Regions from separate parts of the Mus musculus genome. Here all the other regions are linked to region 1. Evidence: chromatin contacts called from ENCODE Hi-C or POLR2A ChIA-PET data. All regions are on one chromosome and are shown on one strand. Each heading gives the region's core, a stretch centred on a gene start or an enhancer-like site at or near the end of the contact. The rest is flanking DNA. Distances are from core to core; before and after follow the strand shown. Region 1 holds the start of Cetn3 (centrin 3). Region 2 overlaps Gm41011 (a long non-coding RNA gene). Region 3 holds the start of Tmem161b (transmembrane protein 161B).

The links. Hi-C counts contacts between places; a loop is a spot of excess contacts on that map. ChIA-PET counts read pairs that join two places held with the same protein, here RNA polymerase II (POLR2A).
Region 2: a loop to region 1 is called in a map of left cerebral cortex, with 5 times the contacts of the local background. The contact joins the enhancer-like site here to the promoter of Cetn3 in region 1. A Hi-C loop is called at or near these places in 3 of 37 maps with a recorded cell type or tissue (all left cerebral cortex). POLR2A ChIA-PET finds 5 or more read pairs at or near these places in 1 of 5 experiments (embryonic stem cell).
Region 3: a map of heart shows a loop between it and region 1 (7-fold over the local background). The contact joins the promoter of Tmem161b here to the promoter of Cetn3 in region 1. A Hi-C loop is called at or near these places in 5 of 37 maps with a recorded cell type or tissue (heart and v-Abl transformed pro-B cells).

The regions. Positions count from the first base shown.
Region 1 is chr13:81,780,563-81,785,444 of GRCm38, reverse strand. Cetn3 (centrin 3) reads right to left here and starts at 2,198. Exons shown (of 5, transcript NM_007684.4): 1 at 2,088-2,198; 2 at 669-804. The coding sequence starts at 2,104.
Region 2 is chr13:84,345,654-84,350,535 of GRCm38, reverse strand. Gm41011 (a long non-coding RNA gene) reads right to left here. Exons shown (of 2, transcript XR_873707.3): 1 at 1,637-4,882. Among named protein-coding and RNA genes, the nearest start is that of Gm41011, 4.2 kb to the right of the region's middle. Within about 2 kb of position 2,957, at least 1 of the 3 ENCODE cell types and tissues checked has a DNase peak (open chromatin) inside an H3K27ac peak, as active enhancers do; it is left cerebral cortex, where a contact is called at or near this core.
Region 3 is chr13:84,220,257-84,225,138 of GRCm38, reverse strand. It overlaps Tmem161b (transmembrane protein 161B), which reads right to left and starts at 2,843. Exons shown (of 12, transcript NM_175187.5): 1 at 2,705-2,843. The coding sequence starts at 2,707. A230107N01Rik (RIKEN cDNA A230107N01 gene) reads left to right here and starts at 2,964. Exons shown (of 2, transcript NR_138587.1): 1 at 2,964-3,001; 2 at 3,249-4,882.

The DNA of each region.
Region 1 (4,882 bases), core at 949-3,448:
TCTCAGAAATGTCTGAGCAAAGGCAACTATCTCTCCATCTCAAAACTTTTTAGGTTGCACTACAGAGATAGCTCAGTGAGTAAGAGTGCTCCTCGCCCTGCAATCTTGAGGACCAGAGTTCAAATCCCCAGCACTCATGTAAAAAGACAGGCCTGGCTGCAGGTGCCAGTGACAGAGGTGTGTTGATTGGAGTGACCCCAGAGTTCACTCTCTAGCCAACCTAGTTCAGAAGTACTGAACTTCCAATTCAATGAGACAGTCTGTCTCAAGGCAACAGTGTTGGAAGGCACACAAGGCCGTACTCTACACTGCACATGATACACATGGAATGTACAGGTCTGCACAAGCAACAAGCATAGGCCACAAACATCGTGTTTTAAAAAGCTGAGCTATATACCATCCCACAGAGGAAAACAGCAGTGGGAAGAGCATGCTAAGGACTCTCCCTTTAACTGGGTGAATGGAGAAGTTACACTTTCCATCATTACGCACTTAAATACAAGGTTCTACAAGCCATATTCTGTTTGTACTGTTTTCTTGTACCACCTGTGGGTGGGCACTACAAACAGCCTCACAGTTCCGAGACAAGCTTCTAAAATAGACTTTAAAGCAACAGTCACAAATGCAATTGAGTTAAACAAAAATGGGTCTTAAAAGTCCCCTGTTACCTTTAATTCATGATAATCTATGGCTTGGTCTTTGTCGGTATCAAACAGCTCAAAAGCATCTTTAATTTCTTGCTTCTGTTCTTCAGAGAGCTCTCTTCGTTTTTTCCTTTTTGTTTTGTCTACTACAAGCTCACCTCTAGGACACAGAAAAATGTCTTTAGGCCACTTTAACCCATCTTAGGACAAAGATTCATTTTCTAAATTTTAACAAAGCAGAGTAGCCTGGCAAATAAAGGAACTGCCCCTAAATCAATGTCCTGTAGTCAAATGTACTTTTATAAGAGAAATCCTAAACAAAGTCAAAAGCACCGAAAACACCATACATATTATTCATGTCATCTACCAAAAATAAAGAACAAAACAATGTCATCTACCAAAAATAAAGAACAAAACAATCAACCAGAATAGACTTGATTTTGGACAGCTTATAAATTCTCACAATTACTACAAAAAAACAACCATAAAACTTAAAAGATTACTTTTGCACTGTAAGCTCAAAATGTTTTTAGATTATACATTTGTAACACTGCTTTGTGGTTTTATTCCACTGATATTAGCCAGGCAAAATATAAAAGGGTCTAAACATTCAAATACTAGACACCAAAAAAAAAAAAAAAAAAAAATCACAGCATCTAATAGTCGTGCTTAAGTCTACGTGATGTTTAAAAGTGTTTTAACTCTCACTTAACATGTAAACGATAGGTTAAACGTCTTAAAACTCTGGAGAAGCTTAAAGAAAAATCTAAAAAGGGCACTTGGATCTGAAAATGTCTGCCTTCAAAAGCTGCCAATGCAAAAAGCGGTCCAAATGTGTAAACGAGGATACAGCACGTGTATCCGCACGTTCTAAAAGATGGAAGCTTTAAACCTCAAACCCTTGAAACTCGGCTAACTAACTGCTCGCGCTATTTACGTCTGGACGCCGTCGGGCTCAGGGACGCCGGCCCAGTGGCCCACGTGACCCCGGCTGCCCCCACTCGCCACACCCCCACGCCAGCTCCCGCCTCCTTCGTCACCCTGCGGAGCCAAAGGGGCGGCGCGGCGCGGCCCGCCCGGGGCACCTTTAACTGTAGATGGGCAAGGTGAGGAGCCAATGAGGGGAGGGATGGACGGAAGTGAAAGGACGGTGTCACGGAAACGAGCTCCACCCGAGACGCCTAGAGCACAGCGTGCCTCGGGGCCCGGGGAGAAAGGCGAGCGCTCCTGCGACTTTCCAGGGGGAATCAGGCAACCAGGGCTGAGTCCCGCAGTCGCGTGAGGGAAACCTCGCGAGACTTCACTCGGGCTGCGGCGGTGCCCGGAGGCGGGAACCGCCGAGGTCTGGTGCTCGGCGCTGGGCACCCGCCCCCGACCCGGTCTCCCGTCCACACCCGCCCTGGCCCTCTGGGGGGACGGAGGCACGGCCTCCTCGTTACCGACCTCAGAGCTAAACTCATTCTCTCTTCCGACAGAGATGTTCCACTCGGGGACTTTACCACGGGAACCGCTCAACAGCCACCAACCTCCACGCCTCGGGGACCACCCACCAGACAAGTTTCTGGGCGCGATTGGCTGAAATTGCCAACAGCCGGCCTATTGGGGCGGAAGCGTCGCTGCTCTTCTTTTTTCATTGGTCAGCATTCATGTCAATCAAGTACACATTTTTTGGCCCTGGTTGTCAGTCTGGCTCCCTGGATTGGCCAGGTTCTTTCCCGACTCCCTTGCGCGCGTATTAGAGTCACCACGCGAGACTCAGGCAGGCAAGGCGAGGCCCCACGCGTGACATGCACGGCGTCGACCGAGGGAAGGGAAAAGGCCAGCCCAAGCAGCCTGCTCAGAACGAGGGAGCAGTTTATTGGGGAACCAGGTCTGCGAAAAGATGTACAATTTTAGGTGGCCGGTGCACCTGAGAAACTTAAATCTAAAGGCGACATTCTTTATTCTTAGTTCAGTGAGGACCAAGCTAAGCGTTCTCCCCCGTACATCTCCCAAGTGATTTTAAGGCAGGCTGGATTATGGATTAGGCTTCTCGTTTTGCTGTTTTGTTAGGTCATTTACAATGAGACTAGCCAAACCACCCTTTTCTTCTGTGCGATTGGAAATGTGTGCTTGCTTCTGCTTCTCATTTTCTAGTGCTATAAAGTGTTTATGTGCGTCTTATCTTCACTGCCCACCAAGCCTCTTAAAGTTTACTTAGATCATCAGACTGCGAGCGAGACTGACTGTCTTCAAGGCCAGGGTTCTGTTTACACGAGTATTTGTACCAAACAAAATATCTGGAACTTAGGTGCTCCATAAATATTTGATGCATAAAATGAGGTATTATTGTGGAAAACTTGGAAACTACTGAGCTAACCTGCAGTGCTTATCGGTATAAATACAATAAACTGGGGCTAGGAATTAGAAACGGCAAATACTGTATGTAAGCTTATATGTGAACGAAGGACGCTGTGTAATTGGCTATGCATGAGTTAAGCTAGAGTGTAGATAGGAATTTGGACAAGTAAAGGATTGGGATAAAGCTAAAAAGTAATAGCTAAATGATAGCACTCCCAAAACCAAAGTAGAAAAATGTTGAAGAACTCAACTGGGCATGGTGCTACACATGTTTAATCCCAGCACCCAAGAGACATGTAAGCAGATCTTTGAATTCTTTACATTGTGAATTGCAGGCCAGCCAGGACTAGTAGTAGACCCTGCCTAAAATATAAAAATTAAGTACTTTTACTAACAAGTTTAAAAGGAAATTAGGCCAAGCAGTGGTGGCTCACGCCTTTAATCTCAGCACTTGGGAGGCAGAGGCAGGTGAATTTCTGAGTTCGAGGCCAGCCTGGTCTACAGAGTGAGTTCCAGGGCAGCCAGGGCTACACAGAGAAACCTTGTCTCGAAAAAACAAACAAACAAACAAAAAAAGGAAATTAGATTACGTCATATGTATACTAAAGAACACTAGTGAAAAAAAAAACTACTAAAATTTTAAGATTGTAAAACCAAGCCTAAGAAGAAAAGTATTAAATAAAGGTGAAAATAAACCATTTACATGGAGATGTTTGAAACAAAGGACAAAATAAACTAAACTAGAAGGAATAAATTACTGAGAAATAATATAATGAGATTTTTTTTAATGGAACTTTGATAGAATTAAAAAGCTGGTAAAATATTCTCATTTAATATGAAGAATTTTCTTGAAACACATAAATTTCACATTCTTCTAGGAAGTGAAATAAAGAAGAAATTATTACTTAATACTTTAAAAGAAAGTTTTGCTTAAAAGTATTTCTCATACAAGCCTGATGAGGGAAGTTGTATTCTCCTGCCTTGCAACCCCACTGGAAACCCATTGTGAAAAGAGAGAACCAACCTCAAACAATGGTCTTCTGACACCACACGCGTGCCATGGCTGTGGCCCACATGCACACACACAATAATTATTATAAATTTGATGCTTCTAATACATAGTTAAATTTAAATTATTTCAAAGAAAATAAAAGTAACTAAAAGTGACCAAAAGTTGGAGAACTGGATTTGGTCAATATAGACAAAAGTAATCAAATAAAATTCTGTTTCTACAACTAAAACATATTTGATCCACTTGGATTTTTGTGCAAGTTTTTTTTTAAGATTCTTGAGCTAATTTCCGTGCTTTAAATTCAACGCATGATAATTATAATTTTTATTTTGTAGCAAAAGTAACTAGCAAAAATCTTCAGCATGCTAAAAACTCTTGCAGACACTCAAATCCATTGGTCTTTAGCTGCTTCTCCCACCTTCTCTGAGAAGCTATTAAGACAACTTGCCTATCCTGCTGTTTTTCTTTTAAAGTCATAAAATGGCCTTCAAAAAGAAAAGTGGGACCCTCAATCGAACAAAGGCAGGGAACTGATTTGGAGTAACAGTCTCAGAAAGCACACTCATCTTCAACAGCCTCCAGAATGGGGGATGGCATCACTTATACCTAGGGAGGAATTGCAAGACCCTAAGCAAATTACTTATACAACGCTATACCTATATACCTAATCTGGAGAATGTTTTAGCCTACCAAGCTTATAGGAATTTGTCCTAGAAGCAATATTATTTTGTTTATTAGGTATTTTCTTCATTTATATTTCAAATGCTATCCCAAAAGTCCCCCATACCCTCCCTACCTAGAAGCAATATTAAATGAAAACATTTCACAAGTTGTGATGGATTATATATGCTTGGGCCAAGGAATGGCACTATTAGGAGGTGTGGCC
Region 2 (4,882 bases), core at 1,708-4,207, 2.6 Mb before region 1:
TTACTGGTTAATCTTTCTGCTCAACTCCGTGCAAAAGCCCGGGAACCTGTGTGATTTCTTATACGTTTCACCATTATACTGTATTTAATACCAGTTTATCAACGGAGCATCTGGGCAGAAATATCTGAACACATTTATCACATATAGCATTGTAATTATTTACAAGAAATCTACATTACACATGGGGAGGGGGGAGACAATCCCTAAAATTAAGAAAGTATGTATCCTCTGGGGTGCTGAAATTGGTGAGATATCTCAGTGGGTAATGCTATAGGAAAGGCACCTGATGAAAAAAAGCAATGCTACAGGACTCCATTTCTATGACATTCGGGGGGAAAAGGTGAAGTGTGGTGATGGAGTCAAGGTCAAAGGTCTCTCAGTCTCAAGGGTAAGAGAAGAAGCAACCATAAAGACAGTAAAGGAATTGGGGAGCTGTTGTTTCCTGCTTCCAGGACTGTGAATCCATAAAGCTTACAGAATTCAGCACCCTTAAAGAGCGGCTTTCACTGTATGTAGATTGAAATTTTAATTCAAGACTATAAAAGCTTCTCATGGGCTACACTTTTCTTTCCCCCATTCAGGAAAATTGTCTTCTGAGTATTCTGATTCCTTCTGCTTATCATATTCAAGATTTTAAATTTAGCATCAGCGCCAGCTTTTCCATAAAGCCTTCCCATGAGTATGTTTCCTCATATTCTAGCTCTTTAAAAGGAATAAGCATTACTCAGAGCTCGAATCTTTATGACTAAAACATGTCCTCTCCTTCCTCCAGTTTCCACACCCATTCCCTGACACGATTTTATGCCTCCTATCATGCAACTTCTGTGTTTTTGTAGTCTGTTACAGTGTTATGTTAATAGACATTAACATTGCATTAATATCACATTCTCTTGTGATTTGCTTTTTCATCCAACACTGCCTTCAAGATCGTCCATTCACTCTTAATTGCTGCCCTGTTTCACTATAGGAATGTACCAACTCGCCGCCGGTTCACTGCAGTCTAAGAGCTCTCTGAACTGTTTCCTGTTGGGCTGGGAAGCACCACCTACATATTTCCCTCCAGCTAGAGCAGGAGCAGCTCAAGGGCAGAAACCGTTCTGAGCTGCTTGCTGTTTCTTTTCCTAATTTCCGTGGCACCTGGGAACTGCCAGCCACGTGAAGCGCTTTGCCTGGAAGATATTGCTCTGTTCTCGGCACACAAAACGCCCTCGATTCAAAAAAAAAAAAAAAAAAAAAAGTGTTCGGTAAATAATCTTAGCAAAGTGCGTGTTTAAATTTGCTAAGCCCTCACTTGTCCACCGAGTAAGATTTAAGGGGAACCTGCTGCAATTTCCTCTAGAAAGTCCTGAAGGTATTTCAGGGCAGAAGTAGATCTATAAAACAAGGTCACGCCACAGTTCCGGTTCCTCCTAAGAGGATCTCCAAGCACTCTAAAAGCGCGGTTTTCGCGACGGTATTTTCCCCAACTTTTAAAGGAATCCAGGTCAGTTCAGTGCGTTATTCAAAACTTGAAAATGTTTAGGGCGGCTTGGAAGAGCCTTGGTCACAGTCTGCGTATGCATAATACTAGCAAATTCGCCTTCTCACAGAATTATTTTTCCTTTCCGTAGGTCCCAGGTCATGTTTCCGTACCTACCATTTAACTTCCCACCTCAAGCAGGTCCAGCGCCACTGGTCGTACTGCTAGCCGCACTTCCCAACCTTCCTGCTCCTAAGAAGATATAACACCCTTTGATCTCCTCTCCAGTGCTTTGTGGCTTAAGGAACCTTGATGTGCAAGACAAATATGCTCTGTAACTGTGCGCACGCGGAACCATCTATCATCACCCTGCCTTTAAACATGACCGGTACTTTGTGTGTTTCAGAGAAATTAATCTGCTGTTTAGTGGAAGAAAACCAAGGCAAAACCATCTTCCTGCATGCACCGTCTTCTTGCAGACTCAACAGCATTTTCAGTGTCTCGGGCTCCCGCTCCGTAAACCACAAACTTGACCTTCGAGCGGATTTCAAAAGCAGAGGTTTCCTCCCTCTCCCTCTCTGGCTCCTATGGAGCGCCTGGGCATACTTGTGGGTAGCAGCTGCATGTACCAGAGCTGGGAACTATACGTCGAGGAGACTTGGAGATACTAGTGGGCGGCAGGGTGGGGGCTGGGGAGCGAGGCAAAGATGGGCGGGAGGAGAGGGAGAGAGGATGGGGTGGAGGGGGAGGATAGATCTGTCTGCATATGCATGAAGCACCCAGCACTGCCCTCTTCCCAAGCAGCTGCTGTGTGGGAGGCGGAGGAGGAAGGGGGAAGGGAAGGACTAAGATGGGCGGGGCGGCAGAAACTGCCTTTAAACTGGACCTCGGTTTGGAGGGCGAAAGAGGTGATTTGCATGGCGTCCGGTGATTGGCTGAGGTCCGAGGGCTGGGTCTGAGAGGCGGCCTCTGAATGGTTTAAGGAGAAAATCTCTGAATTCTGATTTCTAAAGTCGGGACCGCCGGGTAGATGCAGTATGCAATCAGGACGCAAGGAGGCGCGATGTCCTATCTTTGTTCTGCTTAAAAGGTCTTTTTCCGTCCTCCTTCAGCCGTCCCCGCCCCCACCCCCACGCGCAGACTCACGCAGAAAGTGCAGAGAAACCCTGTGATCCAGTCAACTGGCACTGCCCCGTCTATTAAGAAAGATGAACGCTCCTTTCTCTTCCATCTCCTTCATGGGAGACCACTTTTCATTTCAGATTATCACATCAATAAATATTCTTCGAGGAACAAAAAAGGCACTTTGCCAAAAGATAAAAGAATATATGTGAAATGTGTGGACTGTAGAGAAAGGCACTACACGAAGGCAAAAGAATAGAAGCACATATGTAAATAACGCACATAATCACATCAAGAACACAAAACACAAGGGCAGATACAGACAGGGCACCCGGAGAGAACGTGGGCTGCTCCCAAGGTCCTCAGAGTCTGCATGCTTCCCACACGCAGAGGCACACACCCGCTGATGAGCCAATGATCTTCCCCAACACACAAGCACACACACATAACACACACCTCAGAAAAGGCATTCACGCGAATTCACACGCAGTGAAAATTTTGCAGAGGAAATACTAGAGCAGAATTAAATGGTTTATCCCCTCCCCCTCCAAAATATACTCAAGCAAAATGATTCTACTTGCATATTACTAATACACGCAGGGCACTGAAAGGAGGAAAATGGCTCCAGTTGGGGCACACAGTGGAGAATACGTGTGTACAATGCATACACAGACACACGCGCGCGCGAGCATCTGTGGGCGGGACACACCCACAGCCTGTGTCCTCTGCCCATGGGCACAGGCAGAGGACAGATTCCATCAGCAGCGCTCAGTACAATTGTCGGAAGAAGAAACCCACCCTATTCGGCAACTATGAAACATGTCAGAGTGCCAAGGGTTTCTAAGACCCAGATCAATACATTCTTGTTACAAAAGTGGTCAAAAAAATAATTGATGCATCTTAGATAATTGAGTGCTGTAGCATATTCGCTCAAACAATACTTCGAAATGACTTCAGCCTGAAGATAGCTTTCTAAACTGAAAAAAAAAAAAAAATCCCTAAGAAATTAGATGTTCATTTGCTTTCTCTTGTTTTTTTATTATTATTATTTTTAAATAATAGTATGAATGCTAGTAGAGACAGCATTTTTCTCTTCCTCCAAAAGAGGGGAACTGATTTTGTTTTGTGAACCCAGGAGCTTTCCAGTTGGTTTCCCAGTGAAAAAGGTGGCAGGAGGGTCCTCTGCTTACCCTCCCAGCCAGACAGCACCACAAAAGGCATTATTACACATCCCAAATTGCAAGGGCTGTCTATATATTTACGAATCTGTTCAAATATTTAACCTCTTAACTTGCTAAATACCCCCTCTTCTTCCTTTCTCCTCTGCGCTCTCCCTCTCCCCCCTGTCTGTCTTCTCTCCAGTCCTTTCTTTTTTCTCTTTCTCTTTCTAAAAAGGAAAGGCATAGAAAGCCCCTTTCTGGAGTTCTTGGAGTGACTGTCACAGTCTCCACCTGACACTGTTTTACTAACGATTTCCTGTCCTAACAACTGTGGGAGCCTTTTTGTTTGTTTGTTTTTTGCAGTCCCAAAGACCGAGTTTGAACCCTCAGTTACATTTCTTAAGTAGAAGCGTTGAGGTTGTCCGCACCCCGCCCCCTCAGCGCAGCTTTTTAACAACTCCTAGGGAAAGCTTTGCCTACATCCGAGGGAGCTTACTGACACTCTACAAATCTCCTGATTCCCGACCCTCTCGATCCCCACACTCTTCATTCGGGATAAACGCTTCTTTGGGCCACCTCTTTCCTGTCAAGGGACGAGTAGAGGGACGAGTGCACAGGAAGAGATCTTCCAAAGACAGCCTGAAATTTTCGTTAGTGTGGGGTGAACAGGAGCGAGGCGCACGTCTGATGCTGGGACCGTCTGGGACCACCACCACAGAGAATCTCAGCCTAAATCTTCTTTTACGGGTCAAATAACGCATTCTAAGGGGCAGAGCAAACTGCGAAGGTATCTGGTGGTGGGCCTTTATGCAGGAACATAAGCTTTCGCAAACATCGAGGTTTCCTTATGTTGATGGGTACAGTGTGGGTACAGCGTGGGTAGAGCGTGCGCACAACAGACTGTGGAACTGACCCCTCACCTCCCAGGCCGCTGCCCAGCCCAGCTCCGCAGGCGGCAGCCCAGGAGAGGGTTCCCATCGATGGATCAATCCACAGATCCATTCCCCCAAAGTGCTCTTGCCTCACCTAGGACTTTCTCCCGTGACACCATTTAAAGTAGCCTGAAAGTGCTTCTCCATGCCTTTGAGGGAGAGGGAGTCTCAAAGAATGTCGGGAAAAGTAAAATAAAATAACAGTGCCG
Region 3 (4,882 bases), core at 1,594-4,093, 2.4 Mb before region 1:
AATCAAAACCAATGCAAGATTTCCATCACAACAGAAAGTGGAACAGAATTAAAACACTTGCAGTATGCTTTCTACCAAATATTTTCACATACTGAAAGCAAATAATGTAGTTCAGTATTTTTGGTCTACGTCACAAGCCTATGGTCCTTTGCTCACAATACAAGAACCTGATACACACAGCACATCTATGAAGTTTGGGGGCTACAAAACCAGATCAGAGAATGAGAGGGCAGAATAAATTTATAACCAATTAAACATCAGTAAATCCAAAATATTCACTGTGGGGTAGCATTTATAAGACATGAAATAGCTGGCCTAATATAAAGACAAGGATTCTCAGACTACCCAAATGATGTGTGTGTGTGTGTGTGTGTGTGTGTGAATATATATGAATGATGTTTTTAAAGGAACTAAAAGAGCAAGGGAACCATATTAAATCTTTTTTTCTTTTTTACTTATTGACTTTACATCCCACTCACTGGCCCCCTCCCACAATCCTTCCCCTGACCCCCACCCCCACCCCGAGCAGGTGGGGCCCCCAGAATATCCCTCAACCCTGGTAGATCAAGTCTCTGTACCACATTAAATTTTAATCAGAAACTTGTATTTGTCATGAAATAAGGTTCTAAGTCACTGAATGTAAAGAATCAGAAGATGACTAAAAGCCAATTCTACTTTTGCCAGGAATTTAGAACTTCTCAAAGAGTTCAAACTCTTACCAAATGCATGTATGTAAACTAATGGGTAGAATCTGGGTCTTGAGAGTTCATGTCTAGTGAGTGTTCTTCTCACTGTATGGTTCACAACTTAAAACAAACTGTTAATTCAACCAAGCTCAACCTAAATTCCGACCATCCTTGCTTTATTTTTTTAAAGGATTCCAAGCAATGACGGCAATTCCATACACAAACATCAACTTCATAGCGGTGAACAACTTTAACTTTAGTCAAGTAACTAACTCAAAAACAAGACAGATCAATGTCACAATGGGGACAACCAGGCCCCACATTGTGAAGTGTCACCAAGAGATTAGCTGAAAATATATCTACTTCCTTAGAGCGGCCAGAATGGTTCTGTGGCTCTCTGGATGCAGAGAACACACTCTAATTCAGCTTCCCTGTGACTATCGTGTATTTAATCATTTTATTTAGATACTAGTGTCAACTTCCTAGACAAGACCAAGTTTATTAGACCTCACCTCAGGTATAACACTGCCTGCTTCTAAACTCCACATTCTTCCTTCTGTAAAATTTGAAGAGATGGGGAGGTTGCTAGACTTTAATTCCTTCTAGTTCTAACGTTCCCTCTCTAATTTCACTATCTCAAATGAAAACAGAACTCTCTTAAGGAATCTAAGCCATACTATTCAGAGGTTCAAAACACTAAAACAAACAAACAAACAAACAAAAACATTAAAAGAAACAAGTCACCTGGTAGTTTGCAACTGGAACCAGGTGATTTTTTTATTCTCTAGTAAGTCATACAAAACAGCAATATTAATCCTGAAAAAAGGGGCATGGCCAAACTGGGAGTAGTGGCATATGCATTTGATCCCAGCACTTGGGAAGCAGAGGCAGACAGATCTCTGAATCAGAGGGCAGTGTGGTCTACATAAAAAGGCAGCAGCATAGTCAACTAAAGCTTGAACCCAAGATAGAAGTCTCTGCAGATGGTTTGAAATCGTTCATGTGGCTGATTGCCTGTTCAACTTTACCAGAACCCTAGGACCTTGGAAATAGCAACTATCTTTTTTAAATCCTTTTATGTTCCAGGAAGTAGTTGACTGCAGTCACCAGCCCCTACACAACCACCTGCCTTCCTCTCATAGTCCCCCAATAAAGCCAAACTTAGATGTTTCGAAATCCCATTCATTTCATCAATTAACTCCTGAACTGTGTGATCAGTCAGCACCCATTGCTTCTTATCTACAGTTGATTAAGACGTTCTTTGTACAAGTCCCTGAACCTTGTCCTTTCAGACTAAAACAGCAGAGAACTCTGAGAATGACTGGCCTCACGGTAAAACACCCTTCGGTTACTCCTTTCCCTCCAATCTCTCACACCAGGTTCTTTTTATGTTTACGTATCCTTCTCACCTAACCTTTAAGACACTTGCAAATAATATGGCTCAAGCTGTGCTCCCTCCTTCGATAGAGATGTACAATAGGAAATTACAAATTTTTCCTTTCAAGTTAAATCTGTTGGGACTCAACCTGGACATTTTCTTTAAAAGTGACATTGATTTTCAGTTCTGCTCTAGTTGAGTGTTAAGAGAAGCCAATTTTGTCTTAAGTGCCTCGGCGTTGCTTGTCTCCAAGGAGACAGGCAAGCGTGCAAAAAGGCACTGCTGCGTCCTTAAAATCTCAGCCAAAAGCCTGCGGCGGGAAAAGGTGGCAGGGACAACGTGGTGGGTAGAGCAAGGTCATCAGTGGGCCACCTGGCGCCACAGGACACACGCGAGGGCAGACTCCTTAGACTGGGTACTCCGACAGACCCGCCCCTCTCCAACCCCACAGGTCCCTCGGCTGTCTGGAACCCCGGCGGCGGCCGCGCGCACTCTGGGAAGGTTGGGGTCCTGCCAGCGGTTCATCCCAACGCTCCAGCAGGTTCCATTCCCAGCAGGGACATCAACCGGCTCCTTTCACAGACTGACCTCCCTGTCCTTTCCTCCTGAAGGTTGTCACTCTCATCCTCACAAGACTCACCATAACGCCAAGAACAGGTCGTGGGACAGACAGTCTAGAGTCCCCGGGACCGTCCAGAATCTCCCCTTCAGGTTCTGCAAAACGGAGCTCTCGAAACCGCGAAGGGAAAGGTCTTCCGGCTCGGCCGGAAGTCCTGCCCGCATGGGACAGGAAGTTCCTCCCTCTCCGGACCGCCAGCGACCCCACGCCACGCAGAGAGGAGGAGCCGCAAGGCGTTCTCTAAAGCCACTTCCGTGGGTGTGAGGCTAGGGCGGGGGGCGGGGCTGACCTTGAGAACGCAGGGGCGCAGGCGCACAGGTAGGTGGGCGGGGCGGGGCAGGGCGGGGCGGGGCGGCATGCCCGCAGGATTCCTAGGTAGGTGCGGTATTTTTCGCGGGCGCTGGTGGTCGGTTTGTGCTGCTGCAGGGATCAGCTGGGTGGGTGTAGCCCTCGTACTCTGACGGTTTATTGAGGGTAAAGAACCTTCTTGGCTGTATTCATGCTGAGATCATTCAGAAATTGTTTAGCTCAGCCAGCCTCTTTTCTGTCCGCTTTCCTTACGCAGTACCTTGGAATCTCAGTTAAAAATTCATGCTGTCCAAGCACCTTCCTCTCTTAGGTCAATGGAATGTGACCTTTAGAAGTTCTTTGCTCTTCACAGACGCCAGCTCAAGCCAGAGGATATCTACAAAGAGCAGAGGAGCTAAGAAGAAAATTCAGTATGGACATTTCCTACCTACTTAATACCAATATGAACAAAAAGGGCCTTACAACATTCTCATATACATACATACATAAATACACACACATTTATGCTTTATGACACCTCCCTCCTTCCAAATCTGTACCAGTGAACTTGCCTTTATATTGTGATGAGGGTTAACCATAGAGGTAAGTTTGAAATAAGGACACAGAGCATCTTTGGCCCAGAAATTATCACACCGTTTAACGATCCTTATGGAAACATGCTTATCTCACCCTTCTCCGTGAGATACCTTTTACCATAATGTGGTTCTCTTGTGGAGTCAGAACTGGGGAGGAAATTCATCTTCAGCAGTCAAGGTTGCACAAACTTGCAACTATGAAACAGCTATGATGTTCAACCTCTAACTGGCCCAAGGACCCTGGGAAACAATCCTGAGCTACCTAGAGATGTTAGATTGGTGCTGTTTCAAAAGGATACAGAAACAAAGTTTATACATTATGTTAATTTTTAATGGTGGGGGGAGATAGGGTGACAGGTGATAGAGAAATTATAAGAAATGAGAGAAGCTACTCCGAGACCAATAGCCTTGAGGAATAGTTTGTGAAACTGAGAACTTCCCCAAGGGTTCTGTTACTGCTTTATAGAAACAAGCCTGTTAATAGACAGGCCCCAGGGCAACTGCAGTATAGTAAAGAAGGACTCCGGTTGACCGCTCCTGTATCTGGGGGAAGCCATTGCTATCCTTGAGAAAGAAAAGATGGAGGTGGCGAGTGCCTATCAGCCTGTCAGTGACATCACATTCTGTGAAGTCTTGTCTTTCACTTGTGACACAGTGGGTCTTCCATCTGTCCTAAACCTGGCAGCCTTGTTAAGGATCAGAAAACATCTTCTCCTATATGACAGTAGGATAGGAATTATTAGCAGGATAGAATCCATTCCTGCCAGAGGAAAAACAAGAAATCAGTTTTTACTACCTTATTACTTTCAATAGACTGTCAGATTCTATATTCTCTATTTTGTACATGGCGCATTGATTAACAATCCTTGGTTAAAATACTTTAGTTTCACATAGTGTGTATATGTTTACATTTACAACTGTATCAAGTCTTTTTGTCCTATTAAAAAACAATATATTCTACTAATTACCTGTTTTTTTTTATTGACCATTTTCTATTTCTTAAATGTATAGAAGTCTTTGACAAAGATTCAGAGAAAGAATTATGAAAAGGAAAGAGAGGAAATGTGATGATGAAGATGAAAAGATCTTTTTGGCAAATTAGTTATGATCACAGTCTTTGATAAAAGTCATGGCTGCTTACCATGTGGGGTTTGTGATAATTTAAAATGTCCTCTCTACGAACTGATCTCAGATGTGTATAAATATCAACAGAATAGTATTTACATGAGCACTCTGGCCTGAAACTCTTCCAATTTTAAAAATCAATTTTTAAAAGTCTTAAACCGTCTTAACAAAATGTGTTAATAGTTTTACC